Linked DNA regions of Homo sapiens: all the other regions are linked to region 4. A link is a contact called in ENCODE Hi-C or POLR2A ChIA-PET data. All regions are on one chromosome and are shown on one strand. Each heading gives the region's core, a stretch centred on a gene start or an enhancer-like site at or near the end of the contact. The rest is flanking DNA. Distances are from core to core; before and after follow the strand shown. Region 1 overlaps TRPM8 (transient receptor potential cation channel subfamily M member 8). Region 2 has its middle 120 kb from the start of LINC01891. Region 3 has its middle 150 kb from the start of LINC01891. Region 4 has its middle 86 kb from the start of SPP2.

Region 1 (2,700 bases), core at 48-2,547, 150 kb after region 4:
TGAAAATCATAGCATTTCTTCTCAATAGTAAGATGCCAAATTCCCTTAAATGATTCTACAAACCTAACATCATCATAATAATATTCACAAGAATTTTTGGGGGAAGGAGAAAGAAGAAAGAATCCACAAGATAAGCCTTAGGCTCCTCTGTACAATTAAATATACAAGAAATGCCAGAAAAGTTTTGAATAAGAATAATGAGGGAAACTTGTACAACAGATGTTAGAACGCCTAAAAGAAAAAAATACTTCAGTAATCAAAGCCATTTGGTAGTAAAAACCAAAATACAAAGACAGATCCACAGAACAGAATGCAAAGTCTGCAAAAAATTCACAAGGAAAAAGTAGATGCTAAAACAATGGCAGAATTTTCAAATACACTGAAATACAAGAAACTTGTCAGCTAATTCCCTATCAGATGGACACCTCCTCCAAACTTTGCGTAGATTTCATGGATTTTCCTTTGTCGCTCCTTCCCCAGCACACAGGCAGTATCTAGCCAGTACTGCCCCATGGCCCGTGGTGACAGTGACTTTTCGCTCTCTCTGATGCGCTGGTGTGTATGTTAAACTGTGTAACACATCCTGGTTCCCCTCTCATTCTGCAACATCAAAAAAGCAGGTACAAAGCCAACAACAGCCAGCAGTAAGAGATGACAAGCGATTGGATCACACTGATTTTGGAATTGATAATTCAGGTTAGTATATTGCTAACAGAATAACCAACTAAGACTGTGCCATATACTTGCACGAAGACCCATGACATTTCTCTTCAACTTCAGGAAAAAGTCCAAATTCTTTAATATACTATAAAAGACTCTCCATAACCTAGCCCCTGCCTACATTTCCACCCTCCCCGGCTGCTGATTCCTCCCTAGACTAACATTATCTCCCCTGCTTCTACCTCTCCTACCAACACTTGGGGCTCTGGGTACATGATCTTTCAAGCAAACATCACCTCCACCTAGCTGCTGCTGCAGATCCTAGGCTCCCCCAGCCAACAATCTCACAATTAATAACTCCCTCCTCTGCAAATAGCCTCTCCATGCTGTTTGTATTACATTATATTATATATATTATATTCATATGTTTCCATGTCATCTCTTCCCTTAATATCAGGGACTTAACCTTTCTCTGCCTCCCACTCCTTACGTGTAAAATGGCAATAAGGCTGCACCTGAGGCAGGTTAGATGAGGTGGTCAGAGCCTCCCTTGACAGGAAACAAGAAACTTGTCAAATTGATGAAGAGAACAAACCACCTAACAGTGCACAGACCGCATCCTGAGCTCGTGGTTAGAACACCCTACAGCAAAAAGGCAGGAGCAGAAGAGAAAAATCCCCACATTTGTACAAGCACAGAAACCCGTGATTAGTGTCCTTGGGCTGACCTGTGCTCATTATAATAGTAAAAAACACACCCCCAGGTGGAGATTTAAAATGCTTATAAGACATGCGATGGATGTACTAGCATGTACAGCCACTGCACATGTGGACCTAAGAAACCACTCCTAACATGCTTAATAGCAACACCCCTTACCACCCCTTCATGAATAATCATGCAAATTTCCCATAAAGGGAGATCCCCCAGTATTAGACAGAGCTGTCTTGCCTTTGAGTGGCCCGTTCTGACCGGCTGCTAGAGTGTACTTTGGCTTTGCAGTCAACTCTCTTGCTTGCTTTTGCTTTTGACTCACTTTCAAATTATTTTCTGTCCCAAAGTCAAGAACCTGAACTAGCCCACCGGCTACACACCTACACAGAAATGAGTAATAATTAAATGAGGCGACCCCTGTAAAGCACTTGAACCTGTGCCCAGCATGGGAAAGCTTCAATAAATATTAGCTATTGTTACTATTACAATTATCTGCGCTCTTCTTTCTATTCTTTTCACCCCAATTCAATAACCTCCCTTAGACTGTTCACACAGCACTCAAACCTTTAGTTTGTATCAGGTCATTATTTTCTTCCTTCTACTTTTCTGCATGTTTATATTACTCCTAAGATCTGAAAAACATTTTTAGAAATTATTCTACAGCAGGACATGTTTGACGAGTCCTTTTCAGAACTGCCTGGGGTGAACTTATCTTCAGGGCACAATGCTTATAAATGCCCTAGCTCCTGGTAAGTCGACCTGGAGTCATTTACTGACTTTAAATTCACTTCCTGCCGCTGATAAGCCACACAGGCCCTGTGATCGATAATTTTAATGTAGAATAATCACAGATGTTCACATCCATTTCCTTTCTCTGTTGAATACCATCTAGAGAGCACTCCAATACTCCTTCAGAATTCCCAAAGGTACATTTGCATTGCAGTTAATAAGGTTGCCATTGTGTATGGTTAAGCTTTTAAATGAGTATTTTGATGTGGTGCCAGGGAAGGGTCACATCCTGGGGCCATCTGCTCACAGAGTAAGCCCTGAACAACTTTAAAAATGATCAGAAACAGTGTTCCAAGGATTTAACCTAAGGATAACAACACGGCGTCTCTCGCTGTTCTGGTGTCCCCAGACAGGTATTAGCCAGGAAAAGGCCTCTGGTTTAAGCCGGAGCTAATCGAGGAGGTTCCCCAAGGACAGGGATGTTGCAAGCTGTCACACTTAAGCACTGACTGGGGCAACAGTAGGATGTGATGCAGTGGCTCTGGCCTCGTGGGGAAGAGACCTGAGTTAAGCCAGATAACGCGCGGCCAGGACCACAGA
Region 2 (2,700 bases), core at 147-2,646, 200 kb before region 4:
ACAGCGACAAGGCAGCAGTGGGGAGTGGGAAACACCAAAGACAGACGTCAGGTCCCCAACCTCCTTCCTCCTTTGTCCCTCGCTCCCCTGAGTCACAGTTGAAGCTGTGCCCTTTCATGTCACTCAATTAGGTTGATAAGAGACAGCGCTAGAATGGGAGATATGAGAATATGGATAAAAGAAAAGACAGCCACAGAGGCTGAAAGCTGCATCTCAGCCCATGGACAGGCCACACACTTGGAGAAGACTGTGTGGCTCCTCCCTTCTCCAGTCACCTGAGTTTTGGCACAAGAAGCACTAACATAAGAAGCCAGTGGTGGCTGGGTGCAGTGGCTCACGCCTGCAATCCCAGCACTTTGGGAGGCAGAGGTGGGCAGATCACAAGGTCAGGAGTTCGAGACCAGCCTGGCCAATATGGTGAAACCCCATCTCTACTAAAAATAGAAAAATTAGCCAGGCACGGCGGCGGGCACCTGTAGTCCCAGCTACTCGGAAGGCTGAGGCAGGAGAATCACTTGAACCCAGGAGGCGGAGGTTGCAGTGAGCCGAGATGGCACCACTGCACTCCAGCCTGGGTGACAGAGCAAGATGCCATCCAAAAAAACAAAAAAGAAGCCAGTGGTACAGGAAGTTTCATTACTGAGAGTGTGGACTCCTGACAGTGGAAAGCAATTTGGGGATTAGAGTCACAGACAGCGGCTGAGCCTCAGGTCCTGGAGTCAGACCTCGCCTAATTTGCTTTTGTTCCCTAAACTTGTGTCCCTGTCTTTAAGATACTAACAGTGGGATAACATGCAGCACAGTGCCTGCCCCCAAGCCTCAGCTCCTATCGCGTAACGTCCCAAATGCTTCATTCATTCTTGGGTTTGTTTGTTTGGTTTGGTTTGAAATGGAGTCTTGCTCTGTTGTCCAGGCTGGAGTGCAATCTTGGGTCACTGCAACCTCTGCCTCCCGAGTTCAAGTGACTCTCCTGCCTCAGCCTCCAAAGTAGCTGGGACTACAGGCACCCACCATCATGCCCAGCTAATTTTTGTATTTTTGTAGAGACGAGGTTTCACCATATTGACCAGCCTGGTGTTGAACTCCTAACCTCAGGAGATCCACCCGATTCAGCCACCCTAAGTGATGGGATTACAGGCCTGAGCCACTGCCCCCCATTCTTGGCCCATTCAAGCATCTGTTTCGTGCTGCTGAAAGCCACAGTGAGTGCTCTGAGTGTGCTGAGAACCATGAAGTGGCTCTGCGGAACATCTCGCATGAGGACGCTGCACGGGACAAGGGCTTGTGGTTTTGGCTGAGGAAAGGCAGAGCGCGTCACCACTGTCCCGCACCCTGTGCCTGGCACACACCCCAGAACAGACATCGCTCTGCCTTTCTGCCCTTTATCAGAATGCCATCTAGTCAGCAGACAGCTATCACGAGTCTAGAGCGTGACAGGCTGGAAGCAGATGCTGCTAAGATGCCCAGACAGGCCCTGAGAGGTGGGGCAATCTGCGAGCTGTTAGCAGGACGCTGTCCAGCAGCAGGGACTTAATTTCATTAGAGGGAGTGGAGGAAGAGATGGACGCCGACGAGGCCAGTTGTCAGCTCTGACACCCACACACGTGAGCCCTGGCTTCCTGGTAATTCGGGAGGAAGGACTGCAAAATCCCATGTCAGTAGGTTGCCGTGGGAACCCCCATGTCTTCAGCAAACAGATGCTTCCATGGAAATGAAACATTGTTGCATTAAGTAGCTGACCCTCTACAGAGATTAAATGTTAGCAAAGGAAAATTCTAACATTGAAACAGAATTGGAAGGGAGTGGGTAGACATCAGGCAATATTTCTTATTTTCCTCTGAGTCCTAAAAAGGATCTAGCAATACCTCCTTAAGGGGAAATGGCATTAACCCACCAAGCAATTGAATCACTGACTTTCTACTTGCTCTCTCTCAGGTCCATGTGAACAGAAGACCTGGACTGTATTCCCACCCCTTTGTGCCTATAGAACTCTGTCCCTGTTTAGAAGGTGGCTGTCCCGTTAATAAAAAATTTAGGTAAACCTGAATCTTCCAAAGGGTGATATAGAACATGAACTATTTAAAAGCTTAACATTTTTTTTCTGAATATTTTATTCTAAAATTAGTGGTTGTATGTTTTTTAACTGTTAAACATTTTCATTGACTTACTCCTCAAATGGTTAAACTGATTGAATATAAATAAAGAAGCAGGTATTATAAAGTTGTGGTTTCTAAAATGTGGATGAGAATCTTGTTTCCTGGGCCAGAATCCCAGACCTGGGATGTGTGAACACAAGGTCACACAGACCGACATGCTTCCCTGGGCCTCTGGGAACCAGCCTGCCCTTTCCTTCTCTGAGTTACTCTGGGAGCTTAGGCGGTCTCAGCTGATGGTGGAGGGAGTCCCACTGCAGTGAGAAACATGATCACTCGCAATTTAATAATGCAACGAGAATAAACTTGAAGTACAAGGTATTATAGGAAATGGGAATCTCAGGAAATGTGCACAGACAAACTTGTCAGGAAAAACCATCCATTGTAGCAAACTCTGCTCTGCTTAAGGCACCCTTTTTCTCATAATTTGCTGTAGATTAACTATTGTAGCTAAGAAGCACTAACATTGGAATAAAAACAAACATACTTCTCTTTATGGTGTATCTTTGAAAAGAGACATGTGCCATAGTTTTCTTGAGAGGGATGT
Region 3 (2,700 bases), core at 84-2,583, 170 kb before region 4:
CTGGTTCTGTCCCCTTTCTCCAGTGTCCTTTAGAGTGTGCCTGGGGATAGAAGCAGTGTTATTTCTCCCTTGGCTTCAAGCAGGAAAAATATTCTCATACAGTGTTGTCTGAAAGAGTGATTTTCAAAATTGTGGGTCATGACTCGATAGAGGATAGAGAATCTGTGTAGTGGATTTTGAGAAACTTTTTAAAAAATACAACTAATGGAAGAGAAGATAAAATGCCGAAGGACTTCACACGCAGTAAGGGCATGCGCTGTTTTGTGGCATTTCGGTTTCCTGGTTTGGGAAGAAGAAGCAGATGGTCTACACCACTGGAAGGCACAACTCCATAGACAAGGGGTTCCTGGACAAAAAGTTGATAGTAGCACCAGAAAGGTAGAAGCAGAAAGCAAACACATCCCACACACCTGGAGGCACCGAGGCAAGAGCTGTTCAGGTCATGGCCTTGGTGTAATCCTTGCCTTCTCTTTTCTCTCATGCTCTACATGTAAACCATATACAAAATTTGTCAGCTTGACCTGCACTCTATATCCAGATTCCAATCACTTCTCACCATTTACTCTGCAAAGTGGCAGCTGGAATATTTATATGGTTTGGCTGTGTCCCCACCCAAATCTCATCTTGACTGTAACTCCCACAATTCCCATAAGGGGAGGTGATCGAACTATGGGGGTGGGGGGCGGTCTTTCCTGAGCTGTTCTCATGATGGTGAATGAGTCTCATGAGATCTGATGGTTTTAAAAATGGGAGTTTCCCTGCACAAATTCTCTTTCTTTGCCTGCTGCCATCCACGTAAGACGTGACTTGCTTTTCCTTGCCTTCCGCCATGATTGTGAGGCCTCCCCACCCATGTGGAACTATAAGTCCAATTAAACCTCTTTCTTTTGTAAATTGCTCACTCTCAGGTATATCTTTATCAGCAGCATGAAAACAGACTAATACAAATATGCAGATGTTGCACCATTAAACCTAGCTAGAGTTTGGAGACTTCATAGCAAGGACGACTTGTGGCATTTTTCTGGTTATTTGCCATTAAATTGTGAGCCAGTGAACTGAAAGGCAGCACACTTAAAAGAGTCATTTTATCCACTGTTCTCTTTCATTTAACTGACGATCTCCTCTTTCTCCCTGTGATGCTGTAAACCCCATGTCTTTTGTGAAACTGGCTCTGTAATCAGACCATGGCCCATCCAGCCTTGAAGCTCTCTCCTGCTTACAGATGGGGTTTTGACATTATGCCTTTGGGTTTTGTGGCACAGAGATTTCCACTTCTTCCTCATGAGCCCAAGCAAGCGTGAGCTGTCTCAGCTACTTGGAGATTGACGTCAATCTTTCCGCATGAGCCAGGGGAAGCTGCCTCATTTGTTTGCCCTGTGGCTTCTCTACTTTTCAAAAAAGGGAAATCAGTTCTTCTCTGAGTCATGTTATATTTTTTGTGACCGATAGTAAACCTCTGAGAAATATCTCTAGACGTTACACAGTTCAAATCAGTCACTTATAAAATTAAGCATTATGCTCTCTCTCCTTCTGAAAAGTCCAGACAAAGAGCATCAGATTTCAGAGAAGAATCTGCTCTTCAGAACAAGGGCTAACCTTGCATGTGCAGTTGTCAGGTAAAGATAGATCAGCCCTACTCACATGGCTGTAACCATCCACAATTTGGTTTCTCTGTGCAAGTTCCTCTGGTTAAGAAGCCTGGGATACCCAGGGAGATGCTGGGTGATGGGCTTGCACACAGTATCGTTGGCGGCTTCCTAAGATGTCAGGCTGAGCATATCCATGTTTCGATTTTGGTGTCAGCCATCAGTTGCTTTTAGGCTTACAGCAATTCTCTATTTTATGAACTCAAACAAAATTACAGAAGGAAAGCTGTCAATTACTTTTCTTTACTTTCTGAATTAGAGTGTCCATCCCTAGTCCTCCACCAGACACCACTGTAGGCAAACAAAGCATCTTACAAATGATGCATCATCAAGATGCACAGGGAATTTTTTTTTTTTAAGAACTACAGGAAAAAAATCAGTCACATGTTTAGCATTTTCCCTGGAACAAATTTATTTTGCTGTTACAGTGGTCGGTGGCCTGCGGTGTCTGTCCTTGGTATTTGGACAAGGAGATGCCTGCTCAGTGACTAAGCTGGGGTTCTCCACATCAGCAAGGCCCTCACTCAGGATTGGCCATGGATATGGACCGACCCCACTGCACCTTTAGAGTCCAACAGCTTTCCTTCGCAAGATGGCCCACTGGAGGTGAAGGTGGATTCTGTTGCCCTGGATCCCAGGAAGTTAACTTGTTCCTATGTGAGTCAAACCTTGGGTCTGATCTCAATTGTTTCCAACCATAAGCAATTGGTCTAGTGTTCGATGCAGGGCATGCTCAGAGCTGTCTGGTTATTTGTCCACACCTTGCTTGGCACATGTGTTATTTTGGAGAAAACTTCCTTTCTGCCTGAGAAGCAGGCAATGAAAGGGAGCCTCCACTGGTAGACAAGACTCTCATTCTCAGGCTTTGCTAACCTCCAAGGCAGAGTTTGTGCCTTGTTTCTCTGAACCCGAATGGCACCTATTGAGTTCCTTTTTTATAGCACCCGTTAAGTTCCTCTCAAGTTCTCTAACTCTAACCCTAACTCTAGTAGCATATATCACTTACCTTATTGTAACTGTTGCTTCCTCATTACATTGTAAGTTACTTGCAGGT
Region 4 (2,700 bases), core at 112-2,611:
CCCATGCCGCCTCATGCCTGCCATCCCTGGAGAGGACCAGATAGATGGTGCAGAGCCCCACTGTGCCAACCAGGGACCTTTGGGACAAGGAGCCAGGCTGAACCCAGAACGTCCCAGCTGGGGGCCAAGTGCTTCTGGGTGGAGTGATTTTGCCATTGTGCTGGCGCCAGAGGGCTGTGAAGACTTACGTTCACATGCCCCTTTGAGGGGGTTTTACCAGAATTAAAGGGCTTTCATGGCTTGACCTAATTGTCCTGGGCTGTGGAATTCTTTTTGGTTCCTAGTCAGTGTTCTCACCAAGACCCAACTAGTATAACAAACTTGCTATCGTTGCAGGAAAAAGAACCCATCTCAATGAAATGAGTCACTGGTTGGAAATGTAACCTGCAGGCATTGGAGGCTGTTCTAATTTCTCAAAGAACAAAGGCAGGCAATTTGACAGCTTTTGTTGACTGTCATAGAAATTTCCTGTGAGAGGGAGTCAGTTGCTTCATCTCAAGGAGGTCTGAAGAGGTAATAAGTTGTTTTTTTTGTTTTTTTTTTTTTCAATTGAACAAAATTTATCTAAAACATTTTTCAGCTGGGCACGGTGGCTCACGCCTGTAATCTCAGCACTTTGGGAGGCTGAGGCAGGCGGATCACCTGAGATCAGGAGTTCAAGACCAGCCTGGCCAACATGGGGAAAATCCATCTCTACTAAAAAAAACAAAAATTAGCCGGGCTTTGTGGCGTGCACCTGTAATCCCAGCTACTTGGGAGGCTGAGACAGGAGAATTGTTTGAACCCTGGAGGTGGGGTTGCAGTGAGCCGAGATTGCGCCACTGCACTCCGGCCTAGGTGGCAGAGTGAAACTGTCTCAAAAAATAGCATAATCCCATCTCTGTCACCTACTTGTTGAATGTGTTGATGAAAAGAGTCAAGTTCTGTAAAATCTTTGAAGAGATTTATTCTGAGCCAAATATGAGTGACCAATGGCCCATGACACAGCCCTCAGGAGATCCTGAGAACATGTGCCCAACGTGATCAGGGACAGTTTAGTTTTATACATTTTAGGTAGACATAGGCATCAATCAAATTCATGTAAGATGAACATTGGTTCTGTCCGGAAAGGTGGGTCAACTGGAAGCTGCAGGGCTTGGAGTGGAGGAGGATTCCAGATCATCAGCAGATTCAAAGATTTTCTGACTGGCAATTGGTTGAAAGAGTTAAGTTATTGTCAGAGGACTTAGGAATGTCTGGGTTAAGATAAAGGGTTGTGAAGACCAAGATTTAATCATGCATGTGAAACCTCCAGGTGGCAGGCTTCAGAGAGAATACACTGTAAATGTTCTATCAGTAATTCCAAAAGGGAGGAGGGCATAATGAGGCATGTCTGACCTCTGACCCCTGCCTCCCATCATGGCCTGAACTAGTTTTTCAGGTTAGCTTTGGAATGTCCTTGCAGAGAGGAGGGGTCCATTTAGATGGTTGAAGGGCTCAGAATTTTTCTTTCTTTTCTTTTTTGGTCTACAAATGACTTTGAACAAACTTTGTAATTTCCTTGTGCCTCAGTTTCCTCATCTATAGAATGACAATGATGGTAGTACCCAGCCCATTGTGCTTGTGTGAGGATTAAATACATTGATCTGTGGAAAGTGCTCAAAATGGTGCTTGGCCAGTGGTAAGAGTGACATGGGTGTTATTAGAGGCATCCTGAAAACCATCCTGGGGGCTGCAGGGTAGGCCTGGGCAGCAGGCTTAGAGCACAGCCCCTTCTCGGCCTTCAAGAGCTCTTCCTCCCTGAGGCCCGTGGGGCAGGGTCCAGCGGCCACAGAGACCCGTTCCGTGGTCCCTGGCTGCACTGCACACAACACTCCCACCACTGCTGACCTCCTGGTCTCTCTCACGGGCTGTGCCCCACATCCTCGGCTGCGGTCACTGCACATGAATGTAAAACCTGCTGCACAGGAAGGGTTGAAGGAGGGTGTGATCCTTGGGTGAAGTTCTAATCCCCACCGCCAGCCTCACTGGTCTCCCACAGACAATCAAGATGACAATGGCCACTTCCCAGGGTGGCGGCCAGGGTTGGAGGAGCCAATCCCAGGTCCCAGGTCCGAGGCGGTTGTTGGGCCTTATTGATGCCTGATCGCCATCTAGTGCCCGATAAGAGTCACTGAATCTCTCCCATTACAAACAGCTGGTAACGGTGAATGCAAGACTGGAAGATTCCACTGAAGTCGTTTAGGCTTGGGGCCACCCATTTTAGGAATCCCTTCTAAAGAATCCCCGATCCAGTTTCTGTTTAGAGTTTGATACCGGACTCTGTTGCATTTTTTAAAAACTCTAGGTGTGAAAATCCTATTCCTCAGCTGGAGTCTTATTCCTTACATTTTAACATGCAGTTTTACCCCAAAGGTCCCCAAAATGAATAGCAATAGAGAGGAGAAAGTGTCAAAGTGGGGGAGGCCTGACTCTTGTTGTATACTTGGCTGATATGCGATCACTGTTTCTAAGCATTCAATTCCTTTTCATTTCTTTCTGTCAATTAAGCAGCGCCTGCATTTCAGCTAAGATCCGGGAATAGAAAGGTAACAAAAAATGCACAGACTTTGCTCTCACCAGGCTGAGGCAAGGCCAGCTAAGAGAAAGCTACAGTCAACTGGATGGGACGTGAGGAGAATGAGACCCACGTCCTCAGTCCCCACTGCACCCAGCAATCAC

The links. Hi-C counts contacts between places; a loop is a spot of excess contacts on that map. ChIA-PET counts read pairs that join two places held with the same protein, here RNA polymerase II (POLR2A). Pooled maps may share reads with other maps.
Region 1: a map of mammary epithelial cell shows a loop between it and region 4 (2.7-fold over the local background). The contact joins two enhancer-like sites. A Hi-C loop is called at or near these places in 4 of 168 maps with a recorded cell type or tissue (MCF 10A and mammary epithelial cell) and 7 of 50 pooled maps. POLR2A ChIA-PET finds 5 or more read pairs at or near these places in 6 of 52 experiments (AG04449, CD4-positive, alpha-beta T cell, CD4-positive, alpha-beta memory T cell and 3 more).
Region 2: a map of PC-9 shows a loop between it and region 4 (7-fold over the local background). The contact joins two enhancer-like sites. A Hi-C loop is called at or near these places in 1 of 168 maps with a recorded cell type or tissue (PC-9) and 5 of 50 pooled maps. POLR2A ChIA-PET finds 5 or more read pairs at or near these places in 2 of 52 experiments (Panc1 and activated naive CD8-positive, alpha-beta T cell).
Region 3: a map of PC-3 shows a loop between it and region 4 (7-fold over the local background). The contact joins two enhancer-like sites. A Hi-C loop is called at or near these places in 11 of 168 maps with a recorded cell type or tissue (B cell, CD4-positive, alpha-beta T cell, CD8-positive, alpha-beta T cell and 7 more), 5 of 37 single-sample maps with no recorded cell type and 10 of 50 pooled maps. POLR2A ChIA-PET finds 5 or more read pairs at or near these places in 8 of 52 experiments (CD4-positive, alpha-beta T cell, CD4-positive, alpha-beta memory T cell, MCF 10A and 5 more).

The regions. Positions count from the first base shown.
Region 1 is chr2:233,989,293-233,991,992 of GRCh38, reverse strand. The region is part of intron 21 of TRPM8 (transient receptor potential cation channel subfamily M member 8); the gene reads right to left. Among named protein-coding and RNA genes, the nearest start is that of SPP2, 60 kb to the left of the region's middle. RefSeq lists an enhancer at 1,417-1,466. Within about 2 kb of position 1,297, at least 4 of the 41 ENCODE cell types and tissues checked have a DNase peak (open chromatin) inside an H3K27ac peak, as active enhancers do.
Region 2 is chr2:234,334,672-234,337,371 of GRCh38, reverse strand. No RefSeq gene overlaps it. Among named protein-coding and RNA genes, the nearest start is that of LINC01891, 120 kb to the left of the region's middle. Within about 2 kb of position 1,396, at least 11 of the 41 ENCODE cell types and tissues checked have a DNase peak (open chromatin) inside an H3K27ac peak, as active enhancers do; they include PC-9, where a contact is called at or near this core.
Region 3 is chr2:234,307,609-234,310,308 of GRCh38, reverse strand. No RefSeq gene overlaps it. Among named protein-coding and RNA genes, the nearest start is that of LINC01891, 150 kb to the left of the region's middle. RefSeq lists an enhancer at 1,127-1,266. Within about 2 kb of position 1,333, at least 5 of the 41 ENCODE cell types and tissues checked have a DNase peak (open chromatin) inside an H3K27ac peak, as active enhancers do; they include PC-3, where a contact is called at or near this core.
Region 4 is chr2:234,135,277-234,137,976 of GRCh38, reverse strand. No RefSeq gene overlaps it. Among named protein-coding and RNA genes, the nearest start is that of SPP2, 86 kb to the right of the region's middle. Within about 2 kb of position 1,361, at least 8 of the 41 ENCODE cell types and tissues checked have a DNase peak (open chromatin) inside an H3K27ac peak, as active enhancers do; they include PC-3 and PC-9, where a contact is called at or near this core.